2 separate regions of the Homo sapiens genome follow, and region 2 is linked to region 1. Evidence: chromatin loops called from intact Hi-C (ENCODE). Cell type or tissue: PC-9. All regions are shown on one strand. Links, peaks and the distances in the headings refer to the core of each region. The heading gives the core; the rest is flanking DNA.

Evidence for each region. A loop is a pair of places that touch in the nucleus more often than their neighbours do. Peaks named below come from ENCODE experiments on the same cell type or tissue, not always from the same donor. Only the 100,000 strongest peaks of a DNase experiment are listed, where the experiment ranks them.
Region 2: a loop joins it to region 1, with 14 times the contacts of the local background. A loop is called at or near these places in 3 of 110 quality-filtered maps.

Annotation. Positions count from the first base shown.
Region 1 is chr1:30,770,349-30,786,478 of GRCh38, forward strand. It overlaps LOC105378621 (a long non-coding RNA gene), which reads right to left and starts at 12,003. Exons shown (of 3, transcript XR_947134.2): 1 at 11,820-12,003; 2 at 11,387-11,539; 3 at 4,731-5,345. RefSeq lists enhancers at 2,988-3,488, 9,135-9,324, 9,435-9,514 and cis regulatory regions at 7,133-7,798, 9,112-9,636. In PC-9, for the core only: CTCF peaks have their summits at 7,685 (motif pointing right), 9,413 (motif pointing left), 9,614 and 12,278; a DNase peak (open chromatin) is centred at 8,253.
Region 2 is chr1:31,179,655-31,195,784 of GRCh38, forward strand. It overlaps NKAIN1 (sodium/potassium transporting ATPase interacting 1), which reads right to left. Exons shown (of 7, transcript NM_024522.3): 2 at 8,396-8,533; 3 at 5,593-5,673; 4 at 4,163-4,360; 5 at 2,876-2,936; 6 at 2,206-2,287; 7 at 91-2,058. The coding sequence ends at 2,049. Among named protein-coding and RNA genes, the nearest start is that of NKAIN1, 52 kb to the right of the region's middle. RefSeq lists a silencer at 1,960-2,209 and an enhancer at 4,328-4,622. In PC-9, for the core only: CTCF peaks have their summits at 1,984 (motif pointing right), 4,470 (motif pointing right), 4,672, 6,216 (motif pointing right) and 2 weaker places; DNase peaks (open chromatin) are centred at 2,917 and 6,197.

The sequences.
Region 1 (16,130 bases), core at 4,736-12,735:
TCCTCAGGCCTGTTTCGCACGAGCTAATATTGACCCAACGCTGTTTCCCTTGGCCCTGCACAGGGGCTATGTTTGCTCTGGCAAGACCCCAGCCTCGCCTGCGCCCCTCTGGGCTTCAGATGTGCTGGCCCAGGCGGGAGAGGCCAGGTCAGGGGCGTGTGCCTCATAGGCTAAGGGGCAAGGCAGAAACCACAAGAGGCCCAGGACACCATCCCGGGCCCCCCTTAAAGCTTCTAGTGTATTTATATATATTTAAAAAAAAGAACTGCCCAACCTCAGTTTTAAAATCTCTGATCTTTTTTAATGTTATATTTCATAAATACACTTTTTTAACACACATCTAACATGCATGCATACACACACACACACACACACACACGATATGATAACTAAATGTTCAGCCTCATCTGCGAGTCTGGTAGAAAACTTAAAATTAGCCCCTACATTGGAGAAATGGCTGATTCCAGGGTCAGGCCAGAGAAAGAATAAGATGAGCCTAAAACATCTTTTGTGCCAGAAAATAAGGAAGAACTCAAGGAATGACAGGGACATCACTGGGGACATGAAGAAGGTCCCTCCGGTTTCTTCTGAGCATCAAAATAAATACCCACAGTAACACAGCATCACCCACTGAAAAAAATAGGGAACCGTGAGTTCTGGCTGATGTGAATTAATTAATGCATAACAGAAGTTTGGTGTGGAGTAGGCTACTCATGGTGTCTCAGAGTGCCGACCGAACAAAATCCTTTTCCATGATGAAGGGAAAAGAGTCACTCTGCAGTGGAGAAGCCAACCAAGGGAGCCAAGTGGATTTCATCAGTACCAGGGCAAATGAGAACCGTGAGCCACCTGCAGGGATGCAGGAAGAGAAGCAGCATCTCTCTGTGATCAGCCCCCTGAAGATGCTCAGCCTGATATAACCAAGAGGAGACAAACCCAACATAAGGAACGTTCTCCAAAACCGGCCTGGAATATCCAACAACGTCAAGGGCACAAAACCAAGACTCAATGAGGAGTTATTCCAGGCTAAAGAGACAGGATGACTCAATGGCTAGGACATTCCTGGAACAACAGGGGGACCTAGGATACAGTGTGAGGTTTGCTTTGGGATTTTCATATGGCATTGTGTTTGTGTAAGAGAATGTCCTTGTTAGTAGGAAATAGACACAAGTATTCAGCAGGGATAGAGCATGATGACAGCAACTTAGTCTCAGATGGCCAGGGAGAAAAATAGCTTTCCCTACTGTACTTGCGATGTCCTTATATGTTTGAGATTGTTAAAAAATCAGAAAGGAGATGGGGACTTCAGAAATGTCAGGTCAGAGCCAAGATGGTCAGGCAGGAGGCAGGAAGAAGGAGCCTGCCTTGAAACATATCCCTCACTTTTTTTTTTCCTTTGGAGACAAGGTCTCGCTCTGTCACCCAGGCTGGAGTGCAGTGGTGCAATCACAGCTAACTGCAACCTTTTCCCTCACTTTTTTTTTTCCCCTTTGGAGACAGGGTCTCACTCTGTCACCCAGACTGGAGTGCAGTGGTGCGATCACAGCTCACTGCAACCTTGGCTTCTTGGGCTCAAGCAGTCCTCCTGCCTCAGCCTCCTGAGTAGCTGGAACTACAGGCATGAACCACCATGCCCAGTTAATTATTTTATTTTTTGTAGAGATGGGGGTCTCACTATGTTGCCCAGGCTGGTCTCAAACTCCTGGGCTCAAATGATCCTCCCACTTCGGCCTCCCAAAGTGCTGGGATTACAGGTGTGAGCCAGTGTGCCTGGCTAATTATTTTATTTTTTGTAGAGATGGAGTCTCACTATGTTGCCCAGGCTGGTCTCAAACTCCTGGCCTCCAGTGATCCTCCTGCCTCAGCCTCCCAAAGTGCTAGGATTGCAGGCATGAGTCACTGTACCTGACCCGTCCTTCTCCTTTCAAAGCACCCCAGCGAAGAGATGACAAATAGATGTTAACAGGGGACAAGCCCTTCCTGAGCCACATGGGAGCAGAGCAGCCAGGCCCTAGTAGCTCCCTGCTCTGATGTTTCTCTCCTCCTCCCTCAGGCTCTCTGAGGCTTCCCGGGGGTTCCGGGCTGCAACACCAGACAAAGGCGGCATGCTGAGTTCCAGTCCTCACTCTGCCTCAACTTGCTGCATCCACTTGGGTAATTTCTTCCCTGCTCTGGGCCTCCGTCCCAATCTGTTCAAAGGGACATCATGATGTTCTCACTAGTTGCTTTCTGCTGAGCTGGAGGCCAAGGACTCAGACTCGGTTTGACTGGTTCTGCCTCTGACCTGCTGGGAGACCTGGAGCAGGTCACTTAACCTCTCTGTGTTTGCTTTATCAGGATAATCTGTTGAAGTATTCACCAATGCCTCTCTCTCCAGAATTTCCTGTTGCCCCTCCCTCCCTGCCCCCTGCCCTTAGTCCCCACATCTGGGCAGCTGAGCAGGACACAGAAGAATATAGGCACAGCAGTCAGAGCACCTGGTTTTCCATGTTTCAAGAGCCCACGCTCTGAATAGTATAGAAAATTTAGAAGCTCACGCGATGAACCAGAAATGTCCTCCCCACCCTTGAGACCAGGTAGAAGGTGAGGAACAGAGGAGAAAGCTGGGGTTGGGGGTTCCCTGCAACCCCCTGGAAGTGACAGTTCTCCCAGGCCCAGGGAAAGACAGCAAACGGTGAGAGCAGAGCCCAGGGCATGGCCAGAGCCACCCCATGGAGAAGTGCAGGAGCTGCCTGGCAGGCAACAGGGCAAGAGAGCTCTCTCAGAGGGGCAGATGCAGCTGGATGCTGCCCCTCTACCCACAGTAACACAGACCCGGCACTGACGTGGTGGCTCTCACAGTGGCACGGACCCGGCACTGACGTGGTGGCTCTCACAGTGGCACGGACCCGGCACTGACGTGGTGGCTCTCACAGTGGCACGGACCCGGCACTGACGTGGTGGCTCTCACAGTGGCACGGACCCGGCACTGACGTGGTGGCTCTCACAGTGGCACGGACCCGGCACTGACGTGGTGGCTCTCACAGTGGCACGGACCCGGCACTGACGTGGTGGCTCTCACAGTGGCACGGACCCGGCACTGACGTGGTGGCTTTCACAGTGGCATGAACATGGCGTTGATGTGGAGGCTCTGAAGGCACACTGGTCAGGAACGAGGAAGGACTCTGCAGTTTCCTGCAAAGTCTAGACAAGAATGCAAGGCAAGGCACAGGAGCCCATGCCTGGAATCCCAGCACTTTGGAAGGCCGAGGTGGACAGATTGCTTGAGACCAGCCTGGGCAACATGGCAAAAGCCCATCTCTACAAAAAAAAATTAAAAATTAGCCAGGCGTGGTGGTGCATGGCTGTAGTCCCAGCTACTCGGGAGGCTGAGGTGAGAGGATCACTTGAGCCCAGGAGGTCGAGGCTGCAGTGAACCATGTAAGCACCACTGCACTCCAGGCTGGGTGACAGACAGAGTGAGACCCCCATCAAGGAAAGGAAAGGAGAGGAGAGGAGAGAAGAGGAGAGGAAAGGAGAGGAGAGGAGAGGCAAACATCACAGGGGAAGCTGAGAGGGGACAATGCTAAGAATCTAATGTGTCCCTCCCCACCGGTGTCTCAGCGCCACATAAACCCCCACACCCTAGACAAGCCTGGGCAGGGGCCAGTGGGAACCATGATGTCTAGATGTGGGGCTTCCATCGCTTAATGGAATGAGGATCTAAAATAGAAACAAAGGTCAGTTCAGGAAGCAGAGGCAGGGTGCTTTCCCCATGCATCTGAATCTGTGAATGGAGACCGCTCCCCAGCTCATGGTTGGCATGGGAACAGGACCGGTGCATGCTGGAGAGGTCCTATGGCTTAACTCTGAGTTCAGTGGCCTCATGGGCCTCCATGGAAGTGTGAGAATTGACAAATACTACGAATCAGTAGTTGTTGTGTTTGAGGTTGGTTGGTTGCTTTGTTTTTTTAGAGAGCCTGTTTACCAGCATACTCCTGAATGGAATCCACCTGCTAGGGTTGCCATGGACATAAAGTGCAGGTGTGTGAGGCGTTTGACCCCCGATATAACTGGTATAACTTTTGCAAAGCTGGTTTCCGCAGCTGCCCCTGCGGTCGTCCTGACTGAAAGACAGTGGACAGGGGAGTCTGCCCTGATGGGAGCCTTGTCCCTTCCCCTCTGACTGCTGGGAGCAGGGGGATCTTTTGGCTCCATGGGTCACCAAAGCTGTTCCATGTGAGGGACACCCCTGCCCCATGCCCTGAGCAGGCATGGACTTGAGGGTGCTTCACTCACTAGAGGACTGGAAAAGACCCAGGCCCGCCCCGAGGGGGCAGTGGGACCTTCTCCGACCCTCCCAGGTGAGCTGGGACCCCGGCCTCTGGGGAGGATCTTGGAGAGAGCAAGCAGCTGAGCATGAGCCTCTGGTTGGGGGGCAACGCAGTGGGAAAGAGGGGGCGGGACCCCCGGGCCCCCAGACACTCAACCAGAGCCAACCTTGAATGCGCTGAAGCACTTCTCAGTGGAAAAATGGCAGGGCAGCTTTGCCGGTGCTGGGCTGTGTGCCCGTGGTAGGCCGGCAGGGACATGGTCTTCTCCTGGTCTCCGGCTGTACCGCATGCCCTGACACACGAGGGGAGGCCTCCCAGAAGGGTGACATTGGGATTGCTATGTTTATCTTATTTTTATTTTTCTTCAGTTCAGGATGCCCCTGCCTGGCCCAGAAACCACACTGCCATGAATGGGTCAGGACATTTTACCATCCTGTGCCTACTCCACCCAGCCTGGGGTGAGGGAATGGGGGGCAGATGCCAGATTCTGGCCACTGACCAGCCACAGAGCCCAGCAGGGCCATAAACAAGGCTGGGTGGGGTTTCCAGGCCCACTCGGTGGGGCTCGTTTACTTGGACGAGGGCAGGGCAGAGAGCACCGACCAGAGTGCCTCAAAATAACTCACGTGGCCTGGCCGGGAGCCAATCCCTCCATGGAAAATTTAAATGAATTCTTCACAGCTGCAAGGCCCAGGCCCCCAGACGGCCCACCCAGAATCACCAGATTACCGTGGCTCTGATGGTTCCAGAAACCCAAGAATGTTCTGGAAGCCCAAGGAAGCCATAGTCGGTCTCTGGGCTTCCTCACACAACCAGAGGTCATGATACACTCAGAAAAGGATTATCCAGTCACCAACTGCTCAGCCCTTCAGGACGCTGGTGCCAGAAGGGCCCGTGCCTGCCAGGCTGGTCCTCGTGGACATAGGGCTCTGGACGAAGGGTTGGCCCGGCTTTCACTTAGCCCCCCAGGAGACGCTTCTGGGAGCATACTCCCCTCCTTATCTGGGGACACTGAGGCTCAGTCAGCTCCTCCTGCGAGGAAACAGACAGGTAGCAGCCAGTGCTGACCACCAGGCCATCCCATCCCCGTGCCAGTGCCTGAGCCACAGTGACTGGGTGAGGCTGCAGATGTGTGGTGAGGAGAGCAACTGGGGAGCGGGGAGGGGAGCTGAACTGAGGAGGGAGGGAGGGAGTCTGAGGGAAGGAGTGAGAATGGACCCCAAGGAGCATGAGGCCAGCAGCAAAGGGTTAAAGAAATGCACTCTCGGCCTGGCACAGTGGCTCACGCCTGTAATCCTAGCACTTTGGGAGGCCAAGGTGGGTGGATCACTTGAGGTCAGGAGTTCAAGACCAGCCTGGCCAACATGGTGACACCCCATCTCTACTAAAAATACAAAAAATTAGCCAGGCGTGGTGGTGCATGTCCCTCCCAGCTACTCGGGAGGCTGAGGCACGAGAATCAATTGAACCTGGGAGGCAGAGATTGCAGGGAGCCGAGATCACGCCACCCGTGCTCCAGCATGACAGAGTGAGACTCCAAAGAAAGGAAAGAGGGGAAAGGAAAGGAAAGGAAAGGAAAGGAAAGGAAAGGAAAGGAAAGGAAAGGAAAGGAAAGGAAAGGAAAGGAAAGGAAAGGAAAGGAAAGGAAAGGAAAGGAAAGGAAAGCGGAAAGGAAAGGAAAGGGGAAAGGAAAGGAAAGGGGAAAGGAAAGGAAAGGAAAGGAAAGGAAAGGAAAGGAAAGGAAAGGAAAAGGGAAAGGAAAGGGGAAAGGAAAGGGGAAAGAATGGGGAAAGAAAAGGGGAAAGAAAAGGGAAAGGAAAGGAAAGTCATGGGGACCCAGGGGCAGCCAGCAAGGCTGGACAGAGGAGACCGGCCCTGACCTAGGAAAGGGGGGTCAGGGCCTAGAAACAGCACAGGCCAAGGTAAGAGGCAGAAATGATGACACCCTACACACAGCCCTGCAGACCACGGGGAATGCAATGTCCAGTGTCTCATCTCACATCAAAAAGGCCACCCCTGAGCCACTTGGTGGGAAAGAAGAGGCCGAGCTGGGGCTGGAGTCCTCGTCCCTGGTCCTCAACCCCATGCCCTTTCCATGAGCCGAGGCTGCCTGCTGAGAGGCCTGGAGGAGTCCGGAGCAGGCCCAGGGATCTCACTGCCCCCTGCACTCTGCATTTGGTCATATCATGTGGGTGGGGGCCTCGGATGGGAAGGGGCTGTGCCTTGGGAATTTTCTTGTCCCCAGACTCCTCAGGGAGGAAAGAGCCTGGGGCCTTTGGAGGAACTTGGGCTTCGGAGTCAGACCCATGGAGTCGGACTCCAGGCCACGCCTCAGTTTGCTAAAGGCCATGACCAACTCTGCTCTTGCCCGCCGCATGCCAGCATTTCATTTAATGGTCCAAACATCCCATGAGGACATATGGCCATCATTCCCGCTTTACTCATGAGGGGACTGACACGCAGAGGTTAAGCAATTTGCCCAAGGTCACGCAGCTATTCCGTGGCCGATCCAGGAGCTCAGCCCAGGATGCCTGACACCAGAGTTGTCACCCAATGCTTCCATTTCCAGGCCACCTTGAGCAAGTCACTGAACCACCCCAGGCCTCTGTTTCCTCACAGCCACAGTGACTCCCACCTCGCGGAGTTGAGGAGGAGTCAGTGAATTAATGGCTGAGTGCGTGGCTCGTGGCAGCCACCTTGCCTGTTTTCAGCCAGGCCACAGACTGACCCCAAAACCCCATCCCCCTAATCTTTCTCAGGGGCCCTGGCACCCAGGACAAGGTCCCAGCCCCTCTTGGCCCAGCAGAGCGAGGGACCAGGAGAACTGAGGCCACTCTGGGGCCCAGGGCAGGGCAGGGGCCGGGCGGCCACGGGAACACAGGTCCACTTCACCCTCCTGCTCAGCAGGGCTGGATTCTCCCTGTCTCCTGGGGCCCACTGGGAACTTGGGGTTTTCCTGCATCTGATTAGCATAAATTAGCAGCTGTCAGCAAGAGGGAGTAATGTAGCCTTTCAACGGCCCCGTCTTGTTTTTGGAAACCTTATCGAGTTCTGCTGAGGGCTCGCCTTGTTCACTGGCCACTGGATGGCTGACTGGTGTTTGTGTACCCAGCAGAGGCCCACCACCGCCCCTGGTGAGCCCCCGGCCCCCAGCCTCAGCTCCAAGGATAACACGGAGGGAAGGAGCCTGGTGCGGGTGGTAGCGGGATGAGGGGGGATCCAGCCAGACTCCCCGCCCTCCTCCCACTTCACACCTCTCACCCGAGGTCCCTCCACACTGAGAGAGCCCTCTGTGCAGGCTGGTGGGGCGGAAGGGCCCAATGGCCACCTCCAGTTTTCCCGGCAGGGGGAGCAGTGGCCATTGGAGCTTCCTAGGCTGGGGCTACGTCCACAGAGAACTTTCAACTGGACAGCACCAACCTGGTTCCTTGGGGATAAGGCTGGTCTGCCCTGATTTTCCAAGGAAAGGGAAGAACATCTATTCCACAAGGCCTACTGTGTGCCGAGCCCAGGAAGGGGTGACTTCTTTGTCATCCAAGAATACCACGGGTGCTGGAGGGAACAGGGTTTGTCTGCCAGGCAGCCCTTCCCTTCTGCTTCTGATAATGCCACAGCCTTCCTCCAGGTGAACTAGAGCCTGTGCTCTGGAACCAGAATGGGTTCAAATCCCACCACTCACCAGCTGTGTGCCTCTCTGCCTCAGTTGCCTCACCTGTAGAATGGGACCCTGGTTGTGAGAATTAAATGAATTTGTGCGTTCAATGTGCTGAGAACAACACTGGCACATGGTAAGTGATGCGTTAGCTATGACTGATTGCCCTGGCCCCACTCCAAGTGCTTCTGGTGAGGCTGCTTATCCAGACTCCCCACTCCCAACCACAGGGGCAGACATGTAACCTAGATCAGCCAGTTAGGATGCCTCATCTCCAACTGGCCACAGTGATTGGCCCAGGAATAGATAAGCCTAGCCAATCAGACTCTTTCCCTGTGATTTAATATTTGGCTGTGAGTAGAGAAGCTCTCTCTTTCCCGAGGGTGAAAAGCTGGAAAGATGTAAGCCCAACGCTCTCTGTGGCCCTGCCTTCCTTTCTTCACCCACCACATCAAGGAAGCAAGCCTGCAGTAGGAGAAAGTGAGGCCACCAACCCAGAGATGAGCAGAGCCCAGAGAGGTGGAGAGGCGACTGAGAAACCAAGAATAAATGATAGAGAAGGATAACCCCGTTATTTCCATCCCTGAAACCGGCTGTGCCTGGGACTTCCCTTTGACCCAAGACGTTTCCTTTCACTGTTAAAATCCGGAATCATCCAAAGTTGATTATCTCTATTGTACATATGAGAAAACTGAGGCTCGGGGAGGTGGAGTGATCAGCCCTTGGGGACAGAACTAGTAGGTGGTGGAGCCAAAGGCAGGCGGCCTGGCCGCAGAGTCCAAGGAGGAAGGGGGAGGCAAGCAGCTCTGCCTCTTCGTCTCCCTGTCCCTCCCCAGACCACACATTAGCCTTTGTTTGAATGGTCACCTGGAGGAGAAGGAGAAGCTGGGTTTGAATTCCAGCTCTGTTGTTTTCTGGCTATGTGAGCTTTGAGCAACTCACTTCTCTTCTCCGAGCCCAGTTTCCTCGTCTGTAACATGGGAATAATATTCCTTATTTCACTATGTTGGCATAAAATAAAATGTCCCATTGGAAGCACCCAGCATATAATTAGCACCCAGTACATAATTAGCACCCAGTAAATGCTCATTTTTCCATTCCCCAAAACAGCAGCATCATCTCAACCTTCCAGGAAGCCAAAATGCCTGACTTGCAGGGCTATCGATAGATCCTCAAGGCAGCAGTGGTAGCCCCCATTTCAGAGACGGGAAACAGGCTCCGAGTGGTTCAACCACACACCCAAGGTCACAAGGCTTGTTAATGGGACCTCTCCCACTTCTATCAAGTTGCCTGAGTCCCTGCTGCAGGGTTCTCTGCAGTCAGAGGCTGGGAACTGGGTTGGCGGTGAGGAGGGTAAAATGGGGATAGAGTAAGTGGTTTGGACTGAGGGACTCTGAGCCCTCCGCTCTGCCCTCCCCACCCTCAAGCCCAGGCTAGACTCCGGGTCAAGGGCGCCCCCTGCTGGCCATCTGGGGAACTCCATCCCAGGCACCTAATAAATCCCAGAGAAGGCACCACACGGGCAGGGCAGGAGCTTAGAGCTCAGACTCCCTGTTACTTAGGGCAGCGACTCTACCTCCCTGAAGCTCGGTTTTCTCGTCTGCCAAATGGGGATAATAATAATATGATAAATGAAATAATGCCACAAAGTGCCTGGCACAATGCTCAGACACCACTCCACCTCCATCAGGACGGCTTTTTTTTTTTTTTTCTAAGGCAGGATCTCAGTCACTCTGTTGCTCAGGCTGGAGTGCAGTGGTGTGATCACAGCGCACTGCAGCCTCAACCTCCCAGGCTCAAGCAATCCTCCCACCTCAGTGTCCCCAGTAGCTGGGACTACAGGCGTGCACCACCACACCCAGCTAACTTTTTTTTTTTTTTTTTTGGTAGATACAGGGTCTCACTATGTTACCCAGGCTGTTCTCAAACTCCTGAGCTTAAGTGATCCTCCTGCCTCAGCCTCCCAAATCGCTGAGATTATGGGCATGAGCCACTGCACCTGGCCATCTGTTATTTTTTTTTTTAAGACAGAAAATAGCAAGTGTTAGTGAGAACGTGGAGAAATTGGAACCCTTGTACATTGCTAGCAAGACTGTAAGATGGTAGAGCCACCGTGGGAGTACAATATGGCAGTCCTTCAAAAATTAAACATGGAATTATCACATGACCTGGGAATTCTACTTCTGTGGATGCACCCAAGAGAACTGAAACGGGAACTTGAACAGATATTTGTTCAACCCCAATGTTCATAGCAGCATTATTCACATAGTCAAAAGGAGGAAGCAACCCAAGTGGCCATCCATGGATGAATGGATAAACAAAATGTGACCAAGGCACACGATGGTATATTATTCAGCCTGAAAAATGAAGGAAATTCTGACGCATGCTACAACGTGGGTGAACCTTGAGGACATTATGCTGAGTGAAATCAGCCAGACTCAAAAGGAGGAGCCTATTATATAATCCTGCCTATATGAGATACCTACAGTAGTCAAGTTCATAGTGACAGAAGGTAGAATGGAGGTTGCCAGAGGCAGAGAGGAGGGAAGAAATGGGGGTTATTGTTTGATGGGCACAGAGTTTGAGTTTGGGAAGATGACAAAGCTCTGGAGATGGACGGTGGTGATGGCTGCACAGCACTGTGAGTGTAGTGAATGCCACTGAACTGTACACTTAAAATTGTTAAAATGATAGATTTTATGTTATGTATCTGTGCTATAGTTTCAACATTTGTCCCCTCCAAAACTCATGTTGAAGTTTAATCTCCAATGTGGCAATATTGAGAGGTGAGAGGTGGTCTTCTTCTTTTTTTTTTTTTTTTTTTTTTTTTGAGATGGAGTCTTGCTCTGTCGCTCAGGCTGGAGTGGAGTGGAGTGGAGTGGTATGATCTCGGCCCACTGCAACCTCCACAGTGGAGTGGAGTAGAGTGAAGTGGAGTGGCACGATCTCGGCTCACTGCAACCTCCACAGTGGAGTGGAGTGGAGTGGAGTGGAGTGGAGTGGAGTGGCACAGTCTTGGCTCACTGCAACCTCCACCTCCCAGATTCAAGCTATTCTCCTGCCTCAGCTTTCCAAGAAGATGGGATTAGAGGTGCCCGTCACCATGCCCGGCTAATTTTTGTATTTTTAGCAGAGACAGGGTTTCACCATGTTGGCCAGGCTGGTCTCAAACTCCTGACCTCAGGTGATCTGCCCACCTTGGCCTCCCAAAGTGCTGGGATTACAGGCGTGAGGCACCAGGCCTGGCCTGAGAGGTGGTCCTTTAAGAGGTGATTGGGTCATGAAGGCTCTGCCCTCATGAATGGTTTAATCTATTCATGGATTCATGGATTAATGGGTTAATGGTTAATTGATTATCATGGGACTGGCGGCTTTATAAGAAGAGGAAGAGAGACCCGGGCCAGCACCTCAGCCCCCTCACCATGTGATATCCTGTGTGGCCTCTGGACTCTGCAGAGTCCCCACCAGCAAGGAGGTCCTCACCAGATGCGGCCCCTCAACCTTGGACTTCACAGGCTCCAGAACCGTATAAAATAAATTCCTTGTCTTTGTAAACTACCCAGTTTCAGGTATTCTGTTACAAGCAACAGAAATGGACGAATACGTTACCACAATTTCTGAAATAAGGACAAATAAAAGAGCATTTGAGCTAAGACCTAAAGGATGGACATTCCTCCCAAGAAGAAGGTATTCTGGGCAGAGGGGACAGTGTGAGTCTCGGCTGGGAGGCCGGAGGCCCTGGGATGTCCCAGGAAGGGGCAGGCGCTGAGGCCGGAAAGGTTGGGAGTGGCCCAATCACGAGGCCGCCTGAGACTCAGTCTCTTCATCCACCATGTGGGGATGCTGCCACTCACCTCACAGAGACAAGGTACCCCATCAGCTCATCAGACGGGGGTCTGCGAAACAGGAGAAAAAAATCCCAGCCAGGGCCTTAGTTTCTCTGAGGTACAGATGTTGGTGATGTTGGTGGCAGGTATACATTTGGGGGCCATAAAGCTTCCCAGAACTATAGCAACCCCACCTCCACCCATCCCCGAAAAGGAAAGAAAATTGCTACCCCTACAGCCCTTGCGGGCCGCCCCCCGCCCCCAACCCCGACCACCCCCAACCCCGACCACCCCCACCAGCCCAGCAGAGAACTTAGCGACCAGGGCCCGGATGGAGCAGTGTTCCTGAGTAGCCACCAGAGGGCGCACTGTACCCGCCAACTCAGCGTGTCTCCCGCCCTGGAGAGGGGAGACGGACAGGGAGGAAGGGCTACTGTCGTCCTGGGACACATTCCTGGGCAGGGGGCTTCCAGGTCCTGTTGAAAGCTGTCCTTGGGCAGAGGACATCCTGAGCCATGGATTCACAGCCACGGAGATATCCGAGTTGGAAGGGGTTTAGGATGGGGACCCTTTTATGGGGACCCTTTTACAGAGATGAGGCCCAGAGAGCAGAAGCCAGCTGTCTAGCGTCACACAACGGGTCAGGGCAAAGCAGGGGCTGGAACCCGAGACTCTCATACCCCTGCACACACCTGCTCCTGCTCTCCAGGCCCCGGACAGCTGGGCCCAGATGGAAACCAGGGGGCAAGGCAAAATGGAACTGTGGAAGGGGCTCCAGCATCTCCGCCATCCCCTGTTCTCCCAAGATGCTGAGCCACAGGGAAACTGAGGCATGGAGCGACAAAGAGGCAGAGGTTGTCTGCATCCCTCCTGAGCAGGTCAGGGCCCCATGCGGGTCCCAGGGAGCCCCTCTGCTCTCCCTGGAGCCAGGTTTGGGTACAGCAGCTGTGACTAGCCAACCAGGCTGGGCCACTGTGGCTGAAGGCTCAAAGTCCAGCAGGGAGCCATTGATCAGTCCGGGACTTCTGTTGGGAGGGTGCCGGCAAACTATCTGATGGGTCCCCAGGGCCTCCCCTGGAGGAAGTGGGGACTTGAGCAGGAGGTGTCCGGGGGCTCCTGGGCTTTGGCAGGGCCTCCCTCCCCTCCACCGCCTCCCTCTTCAAATCGCAGCTGGAAACAGCACCTCCCCTGTTGGGTACAAGAACCTTCACAGGGGCCTTGACCTTCTATGACTCTACCCCACGGAAATCAGCAGAAGCAGACGGAGATGGCCCCTGAAGCACTTTGGTGTGTAATGTCATTTAATCCTCAGAATGACCCCATGGCATAGAATATGATTCGTTCATCCAATTTTGCAGCTGGGAAACCTGAAGCCAGGACGAAGAAGGCAATTGCTTGGCAGCAGCACTCCAGAAACACCATGTGCCATGCAGAGTCCACGGCTCAGCCGCCGCAGCCCCTGTGCGCGCTGTCTCATTTAATCCCCCCAGCCACTCTGTCAGGCAGGTAGGGTGAAGGCCCAGCGTTAAAGATGAGGAAAATGAGGCAACGAGAACAAATTGCCCTGTTGCTCAAGCTCTCTTGGCTTCCTGTGACCTCCCAGACCTTGGGTGACAGAGGCACATTAAGGAAGTCCCTCAACTCTCCGGCGGGGGTGGAGCCTCTGCAGGGGGCGTGGAACCAGTAGCAGGACCACAGTAGCCAGGCAGGGACATGGATCCCCCACCCCCAACACCTCCCCTAGCTGCCCCTCCATTGCCTTACCCAGCTCTTGAGGCTGGAAGGCTCATAGCTCTTTTCCTGACTACCTTCCACCCATGAGTAGCCAGGCGCGTGTTCTAGCCCAAGAGATCTAGGTGGGAGTCAATGAGGAAGGGCTTCACTTCCCAAATTTTATTTTTGTTTATTTTATTTTATTTTTTCGAGAAGGAGTCTCGCTCTGTCACCCAGGCTGGAGAATAGTGGTGCCATCTCAGCTCACTGCAACCTCCGCCTCCCAGGTTCAAGCTATTCTTCCTGCCTCAGCTGGGACTACAGGCATCTGCCACCATGCCTGGCTAACTTTTGTATTTTTAGTAGAGACGGGGTTTCACCGTGTTGGCCAGGCTGATCTAGAACTCCTGACCTCAGTGATCTCCCCCGCTCAGCCTCCCAAAGTGCTGGGATTACAGGTGTGAGCCACCACGCCCGGCTACTTCCCAAATTTTAAAAAAAGCCTCCCAAGACCTTTGACTTTCCCAGTGCCTCTCTGCCTGGAATGAAACGTGAGTGCTGGAGGCACAGCAGGCACTTTGGAACTACGAGGGCAAACACCACAAGTTAGGGACAACGGAGTTGGGAGAGCCTGCACTCTGACAATGCTGCTGACCTGTGCACCAGCCCTAGAGTTCCCATCATGTGAGAAAGATAGACCCTCCTTCTCTTAACACGGGGGACCACCGTCCCTGCTGGTTGCTGCCTACTCAAGTTTGCATTCCCATCTGACCCAGCAGCCCTGAGTAGGGGTTAAGAATGTAGTTTTTTTTGTTTTGTTTTGTTTTTTGACAGAGTCTCATTCTGTTGCCCAGTCTGGAGTGCAGTGGCGCGATCTCGACTCACTGCAACCTCCGCTCCCAGGTTCAAATGACTTTCCTGCCTCAGCCTTCCAAGTAGCTGGGATTACAGGCGTGCGCCACCATGCCCGGCTAATTTTTGTATTTTTAATAGAGATGGGGTTTCACCATGTTGGCCAGGCTGATCACGAACTCCTGACCTCAGGTGATCCACCCACCTCGGCCTCCCAAAGTGCTGGGATTGCAGGTGTGAGCCACCGCGCCCAGCCAAGTAGTCTTAGAATCTTGGCTGACGAATTGGTAGCTGCATGGCCTTGAGCAAGGGGTTTTGTGTGGAAGAGCCTCCATTTTCTCTTCTGGAATAGGCCCAAGTGTGCCCCCTGCACAGAGCTGTTGGAGGGTCAAATAAGACACCAAGTGTCCTGAGCCCAGGACGGGGCACACACACACGAAGGTTGGGTGTTGTTAGGAAAGGAGAAACGGGCCATAGGGAGAAGACAGGGGGAGGCCCTGTCCTGGATCCTTCCCCCTCAGGAAAGGCTGTTTGGGAAACAGGTCTGATCGGGGAAAATTGAGCAGCGCTTCCTGACAGATCAGTAGCTCCCTGAGCCCCCAGACCCTGAGTCCCCTCCCCTTTAACGAAGTGCGGGCTCAGCCAACTCAGTTACCTGCCCGCCCAGCAAGGCGGCTGCTCCTCCAGCAGGGCTGGCTGCCCACCCTGGAGATGTGGGAATGGATCCTGCACACTCCAGCCTTCCAAGCCTCTTCTCCACCACCCACCACAGGGTCGGGCATTCTGCTACTGGGGATTCACTCCTTCTGACCTGAAGCCTTGCAGGAGCACCCTGGGTGATTAGGGCTGGCACCCTGATGAAAGGCTATGGCTCCGGGGGGTACTCAGAGGCCACTGCTGAGGTGTAAGCACCTTGGAACATGTCACCCCCTGAACTGTGGTCAGCTTTGGCCCTGGGTGTAGCGAAGGGGAAGAAAAGGAACTGGCACCTCGGGGATATGTCCTGCACCAGACAGAGGCGTGTCTCAGTGCATTGGGTCAGCACAGCGATCCCGCAGGAGGGTGTTGCTGGCCTCAAGACAAGAAAAATAACCCTTAGGAGAGGTAAGGGACTTGCCCAGGTCACAAACAAGCAACAGCACAGAGCTGGGATTCAAATCCAAGCCTCTTCCACTCCAAGGCCCAGCCCTGGGCTCTGCTCCCTAACTAGCTATGTGACATGACAATTCCCTCCCCTCTCAAGGCCTTCTGTAAAATGTGGTGGTTAAAAGACATGAGGCTGGCCAGGTGCAGTGGCTCGCGCCTGTAATCCCAGCACTTTGGGAGGCCAAGGTTGGTGGACCATTCGAGGTCAGGAGTTCGAGACCAGCCTGGCAAACATGGTGAAACCCCATCTCTACAAAAAATACAAAAATTAGCCCGTGCAGTAGTGGAACTGAGGCAAGAGAATCACTTGAGCCTGGGAGGCAGAGGTTGCAGTGAGCCAAGATCACGCCACTGCACTCCAATCTGGGCAAGAGAGTGAAACCCTGTCTCAAAAAAAAAAAAAAAAAAAAGACATAAGCTTGCATGACCCCCCTACCCAAGTCAGATGCTGTGGGCGCACTGCAGGGAGCTTAAGAGAGTGGGCTCTGGAGTGGGTCTGCCGGGGGGTGCCCCCCAGCTCACCCCTTACATGGGAATTTGGTTACTTAACCCTGTTGTGCCTGCGCTCACTTGCCTGTGAAACAGGAATAAGAACTGTCTCCCTTCTCAGAGCTGCTGCACCTGCTG
Region 2 (16,130 bases), core at 1-8,000, 400 kb after region 1:
TAACATCAACATCAAATCATTCCTGCCTGCCCTCATGCAGGGACTTCTCACTTAGAAAGTTCTATAGACCCAATGGGCAGGACAGGAAGATAGAGAAGAAAACACCATCTTTAATCAACCCGCCTGCACAGAAACCAGGAGAGCACTCCCCTCCTTGCAAGGTCCCAGTGAAAAGAGAACCTGGTCCCCTTGCAAAAACCATCTTATAAAAACAAAAGGCTTCAAAGCACCAGTGGCTACACCCGTTGAGTAGAAAGGGGCTTGGGGGAGAGTTGGGGTGAGAGAGGTGAGGGCTGGAGGCAGGGCTGGCCCAGTGAAGGGCAGTAGCTTAGCCTGAGGGAGCTGCCCCCCTCTCAAGCTGTACCCACCAGCTGGGAGCTCCATGCCTGTGGGGGCCAGAGGAACTCCTGGGCCTGGCTGCTTGCATTTGGGATGGTGGGGTGGGGTTGCCAGCCTTGCTCAGGATATTTTGGCCTTAGAGAGTAGGGAATGATAGATTGGAGGGTAGTGGGAGAGGAGCGGAATGGTCACCACAGACAGGCTCAGGTGTGCAAACCATCTGCACCATCTGGGTGCCCCCCAGTTCCTCCATGTCTCCTGCCCTCCTTTCTAACCCAGGGCCATGCCTCTTTCACAGATGAAATGCTGAGACCTGATCCTCTCTCTATGGACGCACCAGGCAGTGCGTGGGATGCAGCGTCCTCAGGAGTGTCTGTGGAGGGAGGTGGGGAAAGTGTTCTCACCTCTACTTGCCCCCAAGGAAGGGTGAGGGTGCTGGCAATCCCGACTCCCCGACTACTCACACCCCCATCTGCCCCTTCAGAACTCCTTCTGGGCTTGTTAGAGGAGGCTTCTGGCCATTGGATTGGTTGTAAATGCTGGTGATCTGTAAACACTGGAGTCTGGGCAGCGCTGACCAGCATTGCTCCTCTCTGAAACCACAAGCCTTCCAACTGGTGAGGTGGATGGAGCCGTCAGGGGTGAGTGGAGTTGTGGAGGTGATGGGGATACAGTAGAACCAGCCTCAGGGACCTGGAAGGGGGTGGAGTGACTGAGTTGGGGCCCCACTTTCCTGGAGGAGAGAGCTTGAAAGATTTGCCAAGGGTGGACAGAGGCTGAGTGTAGGAAGGCTTCTCTGTGGGTGGGGCTGAATTTGGGGCTTCATCCATCCAGTTCCCAATAAGAGAACGAATGGGTATATTGCTTTAAGAGAGGCATTGGCAAGTGGTGGTGGTGGTGTGTGAATATGGTGGAGACCACATAGGTCCAAGATGGAGGGGGGCTTGGAAATGGAACTCAGAGAGCAGACACTGGGTTTTACAGTCAGAAACTGCAGAAAGTACACTGTGTTCAAGGCCCACTTCCACCAAAAATCTAGCTGTGTGGCCTCAAGCAAATCACATCTCTGGGCCTCAGTTTTAATGTACTGCAAAATGAGAATTTTAATCCCAGTCTAGCTCAGGGAATTGAGTTAAATGAGAAGTCTAAAAGAGTCCATTTGCTAAGGGATTAATTACTTGAGGTGCGGAAACCGAGGCTCAGAGAGGGCAAGGGCTTTGCTAGACGTCACAGTCAGTGATGGACCTGCGATTAGAACCCAGGAATCCTGCTCCTAGTTCACAGTAGCTTTCCCCAGAGCTGGTGAGTGAGTGTGGTGGGATGGGATGGGTCTGATGTCCTGCTGTTTTTGGACAGGGGGGCAGGATGCTGGGTGAAGAGTGAAAGGGAGAGGCTGGAGAAGAGAGGAAGGCCCCAGCTCACGCCAAGGCTGAGATTAAAAACAAACAAACAAAAAACAAAAAACCCGTGGTGCCCCTCCCCCGCCCCGCCCCACTCCTCCGAAGTCCGGGCTGCGAAGAGCCAAGCTCAAATCCAAGTCCAAGTCCAAGTCCACGTCCAAGTCCGCATCTCCAGATGCAGACGCGGGGTTGGGCACAGGCTGCAGTGAGCGCGCGGGCCACCAGGGGGACACGCCTGCGCCTTGGCCCGAGCTCGCGGCAGCTGCGGTCAGCCCAGGGCGAGGCGCCGGGGTGGGCGCGGGGCAGAGGCTACCCCGACCTGCGGGAAACAAAGGCAGGTTAGGGAGAGTGGATCCCAAAAGTATGGGGGCGGAGAGACCCGGTTGCCCTGCCCACTCCTCCATCCCCTCCTTTTCGCAACCCCGACGCCCAGGCCTCCCCAAGCCAGCAGGGGGCCGTGACCCACGTGTACAGAGGCTGCAGCTGTAAATGCGACGTCTTCTGGGGCGCCTGGTATCCGTAGGAGTCAAAGCCGCCGATGAAGTCAACTGCGGAAGAGGGGCGGCGCATGTTAGGGATCGGCGGCGGGGGCGAGGAGAGGGAGACTGGGTCCTGAAGGGGAAGAATCTGAGGGCAGGACTCCCACCCTAGGAAGCGGAGCCAGAGAAGCCATGAGGAGGGGAGGGGCGAGGGTCAGACCCCGTGCAGGGCCTGGGGCGGGGCTTCGGCTGGACCCTGAGGGATGGGCCTCTGGGGGTCTGGAGGCGGCGAGGCCGGGCCAGCTGAGGGTCAGGCCCCAGTCCTTAAGGCTTGGGCCTGGGAGGCCGGGCAGTCCTATGGGAGAGAAGGCTCTCAGGGGCGGGGCTAGAGCCTCTAAACGGGACAAGACCTCTGATGGGGTGGGGCGAGATTGGGGAAAGGGGGTGCTGGGGCCAGGGACTGGGCACCTGGACGTCTGGACCCCAGCCTGGAACGGGCTGGTATGCAGAGCCTTCCATACCAGCCGCCTCTTCCCCTCGAAAGGGGCCCGTGGCCGACCCTGGGCTCCCTCCCGCCGGGGCCAGTCACAGGCCTCTGTCCAGGGTGCTGAAGGCGCAGGGCCAGATTCCCCACTTCCCCAGGGGCGCCTTACTCACAGCTGTCCTCCTCCTCCAGGAACACTTTGCTCACGTAGCAGGCGAACACGAAGCCGAACAGCTGGGAGTGGAGATGACACGTCAGGGAGGAAGGAGGAGTGGGAACCTCTTCCTCCGCCCCCTGCCGGGCCCTGTACGCTCTGACTGGCAAGGGAGGAGGCATGCCAGGATGAAGGCAAACCGTAACAACTTCCAATTAAATGTTTTCACCTTAAAGTCAAACATACATGGTCTAACTCTTCTGAAAGTGTAACTTGAGACAAGTAATCATTTTACCTCTTTGAGCCTCAGTTTTCCCACTTGGACTTGGGCAATACCTTATGGCTTGTTAAGAAGAAAGAGGATTATGTGACTTTGTGGGTACAAAGTGCCTAGGACAGGGCTGGCCCTTCTAGAAACAGGAACTACTCCTATCTTGGAGTTTCTTTCTTTCTTTTTTTTTTCTTCCCTTCCCTTCCCTTCCTTTCCTTCTTTCTTTCAGACAGGGTCTCACTCTGTCACCCAGGCTGTAGTGCAGTGCTGCAATCATGGCTCACTTCAGCTTCAACCTCCTGGGCTCAAGTGATCCTCCTGCCTCAACCTCTCAAGTAGCTGGGTCCACAGGCATGAGGCATCACGCCCACTGGGGTCACTTTCTTATTCTCACAACTCTGAGGCTGGTATTGTCATTCTTTTTTGTGAATAAGGAAACAAGCTCCGAGAAGGCAGGTGACTTGTCCAAAGTCACATAGTGGGTGTATTGAGCACTTAAACCCAGGATTGATTCATAGTCTGATGCCTCATCCTACTCACTAAACCTGTTCACTCTGCACAGGGGCTGGGGCAGCGGTGAGGGAAGACGGTACAGGATATGGAAACAGATCCAGACAAAAGGACAGACAGGCGGAAGACCTAGGTTCATTCCCTCTTTTTTTTTTTTTTTTTTTTTTTTTTTTTTTTATGGAGTTTCGCTCTTGTTGCCCAGGCTAGAGTACAATGGTGCAATCTTGGCTCACCGCAACCTCCACCTCCTGGGTTCAAGCAATTCTCCTCCCTCAGCCTCCTGAGTAGCTGGGATTACAGGCATGTGCCACTATGCCTGGCTAATTTTGTATTTTTAGTAGAGACGGGGTTTCTCCATGTTGGTCAGTCTGGTCTTGAACTCCTGACCTCAGGTGATCCACCAGCCATGGCCTCCCAAAGTGCTGGGATTGCAGGCGTGAGCCACTGCGCCCAACCCATCCCCTCAACCAGAGCTAAAGAAAGGGATCGGGAAGTGTGTGTAGGGTGGGGGACAGAAGGACTTACTGCCAGGAAGATCTGCAGGGCGCTGCTGAGGGCTTCAATGTAGGGGTAGTCAAGCAGGCAGCCAGTGACAGAGATGACATGGTGGTCCTCCAGAGCCAGGCGGGAGTTCAGAACAGGTGTCACCAGGCAGCCTGGCCCATTCTCCATCCACCAGGAGCGGTGCAGGGATGTGTTGAAGGTCATGATGAAGTCCCGGTCCTGGGGGCAAAGGGGCCTGGGATACTGAGTGTGAGGGAGAGGGAGGGGGGAGCTACTCCCCCAGCCCAGGAAGACTATATTGATCGGTGAAGGGATTCAGGGAGCCTGCACCTGCAAGTCCATATTTGACCAACAGGTGGCACTTAATGACCACACAGGCCTCACTCTTTTGTCACTGAGATGGGAAGGGGTTTGTGTGGACTCACAGGGGCCTCAGAATTTTCAGAGCTGGAAGGAACATTAACAATTTCCCAGCCACAGGTGAAATCCTCAGTACCAGCCCCTTAACAGCCCATTCAGTATCTCCACTGCTCCCCCTGTGTGCGACCCTGGGCGAACCTCTCCTTTGGGGCCTTGGTCTCCACATTTGTTAAATGGAGAAGGGGCTGGCCTAGATCAGAAGTTCTTACCCAGGGTGTGTACCCATGTGCCCATCCATGCAGTCACTCATTCAACAGATAAATACTCACTGCCTGCCGACCAGGGGCCAAGCACTCAGATGTGTGACCTTATTTTATCCCCTCAGCAACCACATGAAGTTGCAGTTGCTCTTATGTCCACTTACTAGATGAGGAAACTGGGGCTCAGAGAGGATCAGCCACTTGCCCAGGGTAATACAGCTAGAAGGTTTTAGAGCTGGGATTTGAATCTAGCAGGGTCAAACTACAAAGCCAATGCTCTTAAATTCACATATTTTGCCTCTTTTATATCTAAAAATAGAAGTTGTGTCTCTCTGGGCTTGCTCTTATTCAAGCGAAACAGTCCTACTTTCTTGGTCTGCTCAATCTTCCCTGAACAAACTCTAACTAGTCTCTTTCCCTTCTGAAAAATATTGATCAGAATTAACCCAAATCTTTGTGGTCTAAGCACTACAAAGCGCATGGCATTTTCACCTCCCTTGCTCTGAATACTCTACCTCTATTAGCGGGGCCTAAGAGTAGCTTTCTGGGCTCCCACATACTGTTGGTTTTTACTGAGCTTGTGATCAACTGGGACCCCTGGCTCATCTTCACATGGACTGCTCTTCAGCCTTATCTGCTCCATCATTGTGTTTGAGGAAGCCAGAAATAAATTGTGTAAGTAGGAAATGGGGCACACAGATTATTTGGGCATGTAAGGAGAGAGAGACTTCTTCGAGACATGATGCTCTGGTCCTATACCACAGTACCCTTAGGGCAGGGGATGGGAATGGTCAGGCTCTGCCCTATGGCACTGCCAGGTCTGAGGCTTACCTGGGACAGCTGTCCAACCTCCAAGTAGAAGCAGATGATAAATGCATTCCAGCCAACCCAGAGCACCAGCCAGGCTGCATACTGGGGAAAGCAGAGGTGGGATCAGGGTGGGGCCTGGGGAGTGGGGGATGGGGAGTGTCAATGGAGACAGAGCTCAGGGATGAGGAGATCTGGGCAGGGGAAATTATGAGAATACCTCACTCAGAGAGCACAGTGTAGCTTACAAATCATTTACACACCCATCAGGCCTTACAACAGCCCTGCAAGGTCAGCACTGCCCTCTTTTAGAGAGAACTAACTTAAAACTGAAAGGAAGTTTAAGGTTTCTAAGATCACACAGCTAGGAGGAGGTAGGGCTGCCACTCAAATCAAGTTCTCTGATAGCTAATCCCATCCACTGTGCTAACAACATCCTCTAGACCAGCTGTCTCTAGAATACTGGAATCATTCAAGGATGTTTGTCAAAAATGCAGATTCTTGGGTCCTACCTCTAGACCTACTGATTCTGAATTTCTAGGGATGTTTAAAAGGGATTGCTTAAGCAATCCCTAGGAGATTGTGACTCAGATGACACTTTCAGAAACATGTTCCAGGTGGTAAGCCACTAGAGGGCGAGGACTCTGACTGCCTGGCTCACCACTGCAATGCCAATGCCTAGCACAGAATAGCTGGATGAACCCATTAAGACTATAGGAAATGGGCCAGGTGCAGTGGCTCATACCTGTAGTCCTAGCACTTTGGGAGGCTGAGGTGGGCAGATCATTTGAGCTCAGGAGTTCAAGACCAGCCTGGGCAATATGGAGAAAACCCATATTTAAAAAAAAAAAAAAAAGAGGCCAGGCGCAGTGGCTCACGCTTGTAATCCCAGCACTTTGGGAGGCCAAGGTGGGCAGATCACCTGAGGTCGGGAGTTTGAGACCAGCCTGACCAACATGGAGAAACCCTGTCTCTATTAAAAATACAAAATTAGCCAGGCATGATGGCACATGCCTGTAATCCCAGCTACTCGGAAGGCTGAGGAAGGAGAATCACTTGAACCTGGGAGGTGGAGGTTGTGGTAAGCTGAGATCATGCCACTGGACTCCAGCCTGGGCAACAAGAGCGAAACTCCGTCTCAAAAAAAAAAAAAAAGTCTTAATTCTTTTGTGTTTTTTTTTTTTTTTTTTTTTTTAAGACAAGATTTTGGTCTGTCACCCAGGCTGGAGGGCAGTGGATGCTGGGAACTTTAGACCAAAAGAGACAGGAGGTTATCCTGCAGCCTTGTGCCTGAGTATGTGTGTGACATCTTCTCACATGGCTGTGGCTGGAGTCTGGGTATAAGGGAACCAGGGCAGGTGGAGGCAGGATCATGGATGGGGCCTGGAGAAAGGCTGGGGTGAGCAGACCAAACTGAGACCCCAAGCATAGAACGGGAGTCCAGCCTGGGCCCTGGATGCCCTCACTCCATCACTTTCCTCCCTCCCTTCCTTGCTCTATAAATTGTACTTGAATGACACAGGTCAATGTGCCCCGCTCCAGCAATCTTTCCATCTGTCTGGAAGGAGAGGGCTGGGATGGGAGGGACTGGGAGCAGCAATGCTGGAGCAGCAATGCTAGGTCAGCACTGAGGCCCCTGGGCCCCTCAGTTTTCCCACATCCCGAATGTGGCCACCTCTGGGGAGAACAGCATTCCACCCACGGTAGTGAGCTGGAGAGGAGGTTAGGGTCGATTTGAGACCTGGATGCTTCTACCCAAGTCCTGTGCCTGCAATTCTAGTGGCTGTCACCTGGCAGATAGTGTTGTTGACAGTGGTGTCTGGGGCTTTCCTGAGAACTGGAGAGAAGTGTTCTCTTATGTCAGATGAGAGAGAGCCTTGTTAGGGTCCTGTTCACCTGGCTTCTGGGAACTGAGCCTGTGGAGGTGGGGAGAGAAGTCCTAGAATGAGTGTGTGTGGGCTCTGGAGGCAGCATGACATTGCATGTCATTGTGATTGTAGGTGTCAAGCATGTATGTAGTAAATCTAGTGAAAAGCCTTTTCCCTCAAGAGAGCCATGTGAAGAGGTCACTGAGGAACAGCAGGGAATATGGGTGAATCTAGCTGAAAGCAGGAGTTTGACAGAGACTATCAGGGACCAGGACTTGGGAAGAGGCTGTCGGGGAGGAGGAGAGAGACCCAGACTCCTGGGGCTGGAGTGCAGGGAGGCACTGACCTCAAAGCCACACTAGCTGCTCCAGAACACATCCTTGATGTACATCGGGCAAGAGAGACAAATGCCAAGCCTTCCTGAAGCTTCTTGAGAAACTAAATAAGATGAAGCCCATCCCTCCTGTGTCCTTGCGCCCACCCCTTCCTGAGGCCGTGTGGTGCCGCAGCAGGAGCCTTCACTGTTGATCTGATGTTCTAATCCTGCCTTGCTTTCATTAGCTGTGTGACCTTAGGAAGACTCGCAACCTTTCTGAGCTTCAGTTTCCTCATCTGGAAAATGGAGCTGTTAAGATCTACCTCACAGGGCTATTGTAGACATGAGATGAAGCATGTGAAATTTCGCAGCGTGCCTGGCACGTGCCAGGCACTCACTACATGATCCATTTTGTTTATATTTGGATTATTTCCCTAAAAAATTCTTCAGGAAAAAAAAAACCCTTGTCTCCTCTGAGCAAAGAAGCATGGGGCTGTGCACATTCACCCCATCTTGTTTTGGGTGGAGCCAAGACCAGTGCCCCAGTGTTGGGGGGCAGTTCTGGTTTTGAGGAGCAGGGAGGGGTGGAGTGGGCAGGGGTGAGGAGAGGAGTTGGCTTGGGAAGGGGCTAGGTGAGCCGTACCAGGATGAGGTACCGGGAGCGGTACTGCACGGTGCCAAAGATGCCCAGGATGACTGCCATGATGTGCAGGAAGTTGGCTAGGATGGGAGCCCACTGGTAGCCCAGGAAGTCAAAGATCTGCCGCTCCAGCGCAGCCACCTGTGGAAGAGACAGGCTGAGGCCACTGTCACCCCCCTGAAAGGGAAGGACAGGGATTCCTGCTTGACCTTGGGGAGCAGGTGGCACCAGTTACCATGGTGATGAGGCATAAGCCTCAGAACAATCCAGTCCTTCACTACCAAAGGGATGCTGGGGGGTCCTTAAGCCTGATCATCACTTTGGGGTGGGCTGAAAGGTGATAGGAGTGAGGGTTCAGAACACCTTCCTCCCTGCCAAGGAGGCCCTTCCCTCTAGCGGCTCAAGCTCCTGCACCTTCTCCATGTGGAGAAGATGGTGGGATCAGAATCCAGACTGCCACCCCTAGCCTTGGAGGGCAAGGAAGTCCTGGAGCCCGAGTCACCTCTTCCAAGGATCCCCATCTGGAGCTTGCCCTGGCCCATGGCATTCCTGGGCTACAGAGAAGGAATGCTTTTCACTCCCCTTCCCTGAAGGAGCTGGAATAGATTGCAAAATTGGCCTCGAATCCTCCTCTTCCTATTTCCATGCTCTTCAGTAGTGCCCTTCCACACTAATGCTGTGCTTGCCCATGCGACTTGCTTTGCCTAAAGGGACTTTGGCAAACACAATGCAAACCATGTTTGAAAAAGGCTTGAAAAATGCATGCATCCAGTCTGGGCAACCTGGTGAAACCCCGTCTCAACAAAAAATACAAACCATTGCCAGGTGTGGTGGTGCGCACCTGTAGTCCCAGCTATTCGGGAGGCTTAGGTGAGAGAATCTCTTGAGCCCAGCAGGCGGAGGTTGCAGTGAGCCAAGATCATGCCACTGCACTCCAGCCTGGGCGACAGAGTGAGACCCCGTCTCAAAAAAAAGAAAAGAAAAAAAAAAAACGGCGTTCATTGGAGCTTGCCAACTTGCTTCACTTATAACAAGACCACCTTGTGAACAAGCCCCAGCTGACCTGCTGGAGGATGAGAAGCCACGGGGAGGAGAGCGAAGGCACCCCGGCTAATAGCCCATCAGCCATCAACCATGTGAGCGAGGCCATGCTAGATCACCCCGGGTCACTAGCTGACCACAGACACATAGCCCAGACCAGAAGAATCTCCCAGCTGACCCACAGAATCATGAACTAAATAAAATGGTCGTTTATTTTTTATTTCTAAATATTTATTATCATTATTTTTAAACAGAGTCCCGCTCTGTCGCCCAGGCTGTAGTGCAGTGGAACTATCTCAGCTCACTGCAACATCCACCTGCCAGGTTCAAGCAATTCTCCTGCCTCAGCCTCCCGAGTAGCTGGGACTACAGGCACCTGCCACCATACGCAGCTAATTTTTGTATTTTTAGTACAGGCAGAGTTTCACCATGTTGGCCAGGCTGGTCTTGAACTCCTGACCTCAAATGATCCACCCACCTCAGCCTCCCAAAGTGCTGGGATTATAGGCGTGAGCCACTGCGCCCAGCCAAATTTTGCTTTAAAGAACCACCTCCTACCACTCTGTCCACATGGCTTGAGTGGGGCTGACTCATTTCTAGTTTCTGGGGTGGGCAGGTAAGCCAAGTCTAGCCAAATAATCAAAGACAATGATGAATTTAGGGATAGGCGCTCACCCCATGCTCTGCCCCTGAGAATCACCCTAGATATTTGCTGGAACAATCAGAACAGAGCTGCTATCCTGCCAGGATACCTGAATGGGTGTGGTGTGAGCTTGGAGCTGTTGGTGGCTGCCTTGGCCACCTCAGGTGGATGGCCCGCCTGAGGAGAAAGCCATAGCTAAGGTACAGAGAGAGTGTGTGTGGGAGGAAGACTGAACACACAAGGGAATGTCCTGAGCCATCTTTCAGGCCTCTGAATACAGCCATGCCTAAAGCTGGTTCTCCCTCCTTGTCCTGCTGATTTTTGTCATTTGCAACAAAGAGTCCTAACTACAACAGAAGAGGAGAGAAGAGGGTCTGGCTGGGGAGGGGGAGGGAATATTCAGATAAAGTGAGAAGATATAAGAAGCCTTTTTCCAGGCAGGGAGGCAGGAGGAGGTGGAGCTGATGCTACCACACAGATGGCAAGGCTTGGGCAGAGACCAAGGAAGCTGCAGGCTTGGGTAAGGTGGTGAGGGAAGCCTGGTGGTGCCAGGCCCAACCTTGGCATTTACCCACTTGGCACCAGCCTGCCTCTTGTCGGTGACTCCCCTCCCAGGGATGTGCAGATTGTAAAGCTCATCTCTCACTGGATGCTCCTTGGCAGAAAGGCAGAGCTGGAATCATTATTTCATTTTGAGGAAAGAGAACATGAGGCTCAGAGAGGGGAAGTGACTTGTCCAAGGTCACACAGCAGGTTGGTGGCAGAATAGGCCTTTCTCAGCCACCTGTCCCATCTTGGCACCACCTTTTCCCATCTTGGCACTGGTAAGGGAGTCAAGAGGTGTAAATTGTGGTGGGAAGTCTGCCTCTGACTCCTGGGTGACTTTGGGCAGCCCACTTTCCCCGCTGGGTTTGGGGCTCCTCTTCCATGCATGGAAGTCACTGGACTAGGTAATCTCCAAGGGCCCTTCCAGCCTTGACTTCCATCAGCTGCTGGCCTTGGGGGAGAAACTCCCCAGGCTTGTCCAGGGGCCTCTGCCACGGTCTCTGTCTGCTGCTCCTATCCCACACTTCCTCCACTCCACTCTTCCTCCTTCCACCCTGACTCTGCCTGGCCTTGGGAGCCTTGGTGTTCTGGGGTCCAGCTTGATGTTCTTGACTCAGCTGTTACCTGGCCCTAAGGGAGAAGGTCTCCATCAGAGGACGGAGGAGGCTGTGACAGAGCAATCCAGGCTCATGGTGCAGCTGAGGAGGCACCCTGCCAAATATTTCCACCTAAGGCTGGGCGCAGTGGCTCACGCCTGTAATCCCAGCACTTTGGGAGGCCAAGGTCGGCGGACCACTTGAGGTCAGGAGCTCAAGACCAGCCTGGCCAACATGGTGAAACTCCATCTCTACTGAAAATACGAAAGTTAGCTGGGTGTGGTGGCACATGCCTGTATTCCCAGCAGATTGGGAGGCTGAGGGAGGAGAATTGCTTGAGCCTGGGAGGCAGAGGCTGCAGTGAGCCAAGATCGCGCCACTGTACTCCAGCCTAGGTGACAGAGCAAGACTCTGTCTCAAAAAAAAAAAAAAAATCCACCTAAGAGGTGATATCATCTCCAGCCAAAGTGGTACCCACTCAAACCCCCTCTGTTCTCTGTGACCTTATTGATAGAAAACAGAGAGAGGTTTTTTTTTTTTTTTTTTTTTAAAGCAGTAGCAGATTTGTAGTCATTTAAACTCAGATTCAAATTCCAGCTCTGCTGTGTGACTTAGGGCAAGTCACTTTCCCTCTCTGAATCTATTTCTTCAACTATAAATAGAGAAGATAATCCCTCTCTTGAGAAGTTGTTGTGGGGATATAGAGATATCACATAAACTAACAGACAATTAGACTTGATACATAGTGGCTAATTAATAGAAGGCTTAACAGTCTAAGCTTCTTAGTTTGGCACCGAGGGCCCACTAGGATCTGGCTCAATCCTGTATTTCCCATCAGCTCCTGCCCCCAAGAGGCTGTAACAGCAGTTAAAGTCCTACCTTCATTTGCCTTTGCCTTATTTTTTATTTTATATTTTATTTTGAGAAAGAGTCTTGCACTTTTGCCCAGGTTGGGGTGCAATGTGGTGATCACAGCTCACTGTAACCTCAAATTCCTGGGCTCAAGGCATCCTCCTGCCTCACCTCCTTAGTAGCTGGGACTACAGGCATGTGCCATCACATCTGGGTAATTTTAAAATATTTTGTAGAGATTGGGTCTCACTATGTTGCCCTGAGTAGTCTTGAACTCCTGGCCTCAATTAATCTTCCTGCCTTGGCCTCCCAAAATGCTGGGATTACAGACATAAGCCACTGCGCTGGGCCTCCCTTTGGCTTTATCCAAGTCCTCCTTAGTTTTCACAGTGTAGCTCAGTTCCCTCTTTTGGTAGGAAGGCCTCCCTGACTGGCCCACAGGTGCTGCTCTCTCCACTTGACATGGAGTGGGGGCTGTTCTTCCCATTCTCAGCATGGCTCTGGCCTTCCTTCATCCTCACACCCAACAATCATTCACTCATTTATCTATAACCAGCTAGACCCATTTATCCATCCATCCCACATCTGACATGCCCTCACCCAGCCAGGGTTCATCACTTATTTATTCACAGAACGTTTAGTCTATGTCAGGCTTTGTGCTAGCTCCGGGATGCAGAAGTGAAGAAGTTGGGGTCCCTGCCCTTTGGGAACTCAGGACCCACTTAGTAGAGGAGGGGAAGGAAATCAGTACAAACCGGGGTATTCAGGGCTATGACCCAGGCCTGGAAAAGGCCGTCTCTTCCTCCGATGGTGAGTGCAGATTTAAATGAATTTTTTTTTTTTTGAGATGGAGTCTCGCTCTGTCGCCCAGGCTGGAGTGCAGTGGCGTGATATCAGCTCATTGCAAGCTCCACTTCCGGGGTTCACGCCATTCTCCTGCCTCAGCCTCCCGAGTAGCTGGGACTACAGGCGCATCCCACCATGCCCAGTGGATTTTTGTATTTTTTGTAGAGAACAGGGTCTCGCCCTGTTGCCCAGCCTAGTCTCATACCCTCCTGGGCTCATGTGGTCCACCCACCTTGGCCTCCCAAAGTGCTGGGATTACAGGCGTGAGCCACCATGCCTGGCCTAAATATATCTTTTAAAAAATTTAGATGTAGCCTGGGTATAGTCACTCATGCCTGTAATCCCAACACTTTGGGAGGCCAAGGCCAGAGGATGGCTTGAGGCCAGGAGTTTGGGACTAGCCTTGGCAACATAGTGAGATCCCATCTCTATTAAAAAAAAAAAAATCAGATTCAGTGTCTTATAAACAATCTCAATTTTATTTTATTATTTATTTTTTTATTTTTTTATTTTTTTGAGACGGAGTCTCACTCTGTCTCCCAGGCTGGAGTGCAGTGGCGTGATCTCGGCTCACTGCAAGCTCTGTCTTCCAGGTTCACACCATTCTCCTGCCTCAGCCTCCCAAGTAGCTGGGACTACAGGCGCCCGCCACCACGCCCGGCTAATTTTTTGTACATTTAGTAGAGACGGGTTTTCACCATGTTAGCCAGGATGGTCTCCATCTCCTGACTTTGTGATCCACCCGCCTCAGCCTCCCAAAGTGCTGGGATTACAGGCGTGAGCCACCGCGCCCGGCAACAATCTCAATTTTAAAGTTATTATTTTTTATTAGAAAACCAAGTCAAGGCCGGTGCAGTGGCTCACACTTGTAATACCAGCACTTTGGGAGGCCAAGGTGGGTGGATCACGAGGTCAGGAGTTCGAGATCAGCCTAGCCAACATGGGGAAAACTCGTCTCTACTAAAAATACAAAAAATTAGCTGGGCGTGGTGGCACGCACCTGTAATCCCAGCTACTCAGGAGGCTGAGGCAGGAGAATTACTTGAACCCGGGAGGTGGAGGTTGCAGTGAGCTGAGATCGTGCCCTTGCACTCCAGCCTGGGTGAAAGTGCGAAATTCGGTCTCAAAACAAACAAACAAACAAACACCAAGTCAAATATTACAGGACTTCTGCTTGTGTAGCAGTTACATGCAGCTAATTAACAAATAATAATAAGAACAAAATAAGAGGAATACCTTTCCCACCTGGTTGCGTCAGCTCCGAAACACTAATCTGAGGGCTGTGGTGATTGTAAATCATAACCGGCCTTGCTGTGTCTTTGTTACTTAGAAGGCAGGAACTGTGCAGAGGCAACAGCAATCTACTCCTTTGCATAAATTGCAAATGCATGTGCACTGGGGGAAAAATTCCTTCCTTCGTTTGGAGATATTTTTACCTAGAGAGCTGCAAGCCAAGCCAAGATAGCTTCTTGAATCCCTCTCCTAAGTGAGCTGGGGTGAAAGTTCCTGGGGACAGTGGATACAGACTTCTCCCTGATCTCCCGCCAGGGGAAGGCTGGCCACCACCCCACTCAGTTACTTTTTCTAAAATACAAATCTCATCCCAGCCACACAGAATGAGCCCCCTGACTGTAATCCCAGAGTGACAGATGAGAACATGTCACCCAGGCCTCACATCTCTGTCTTCACCTGCCAATGCTCACAGAGGAAGCCCCACATTCCTGCCCATCAGTCCTCTCTGCCTTTGATCTCTGTTCTCCCCTGACCCAGCTCTTTCTTTTTCCTTTTTCTTTCCCTTCCCTTCCCTTTTTCTTTCCTTTTTTTTCTTTCCTTCCTTCCTTCCTTTTTTTTTTTTTTTTTGGAGTTTCACTCGTCACCCAGGCTGGAGTGCAATGGCGTGATCTCGGCTCACTGCAACCTCCGCCTCCCGGGTTCAAGTGATTCTCCTGCCTCAGCCTCCCGAGTAGCTGGGATTACAGGTGTGTGCCTCCATGCCCTGCCAATTATTGTATTTTTAGTAGAGACGGGGTTTCTCCATGTTGGTCAGGCTGGTCTCAAACTCCCGACCTCAGGTGATTTGCCTGCCTCGGCCTCCCAAAGTGCTGGGATTACAGGCGTGAGCCCCTGCACCTGGCCTGCTTTCTTTTTTCTTTTCATTTCCTTTCCTTTTCCTTCCTTCCTTTTCTCTCTCTCTCTCTTTTTTTTTTTTTTTTTTTTTTGAGACAGAGTCCCATTCTGTCACCCAGGCTGGAGTGCAGTGGCGGGATCTCAGCTCACCGCAATCTCTGCCTCCCAGGTTCAAGCGATTCTCCTGTCTCAGCCTCCTAAGTAGTTGGGATTACAGGCGAGTGCCACCATGCCCAGCTAATTCTTGTATTTTCAGTAGAGATGGGGTTTCACCATGTTAGTCATGGCTTGTCTCGAACTCCTGACCTCATAAGCCACCCGCCGCAGCCTCCCAAAGTGTTGGGATTACAGGCGTGAGCCACCGCGCCTGACTCTTTCTTTTTTTCTTTCTTCTCTTTCTCTCTCTTCTCTATATATTCCTTCCTCCTTTTTTTTTTTTTTTTTGAGTCTCGCTCTGTTGCCCAGGCTGGAGTGCAGTGGTGCGATCTAGGCCCACTTGCAACCTCCGCCTCCTGGGTTCAAGCTATTCTCCTGCCTCAGCCTTCCCAGTAGCTGCAATTACAGGCACCCGCCACCATGCCCGGCTTAATTTTTTGTATTTTTTAGTGGAGACGGGGTTTCACCATGTTGGCCAGGCTGGTCTTGAACTCTCGACCTCAGGTGATCCACCTGCCTCAGGCTCCCAAAGTGCTGGAATTACAGGCATAAGCCACCGCGCCTGGCCTTTCTTTCTTTCTGCCTTGCCTTGCCCTGCCCTGCCCTGCCGCCGCGGCTGGCCCCCGCCACCTGCACTCTGGATCCAGCTCCTCCTGTCTTCTCAGGAGCCCACACCATCCACAGTCCCTTCTCTCTTGTAAACATAGCCTCTCCCTCTCCCCAGATCCTTCTCACTGGCTCCTAACAAGCTCAAAGCCTCTCCCATTAAAAAAAGAAAAAAAAAGTGTCTGGGTATAATGGCTCATGCCTGTAATCCCAGCACTTTGAGAGGCCCAGGTGGGTAGACTGCTTGAGCTCAGGAGTTTGAGACCAGCCTGGGCAACATGGCATAAAGCCCCACCTCTACAAAAAATACAAAAACTCAGCCGGG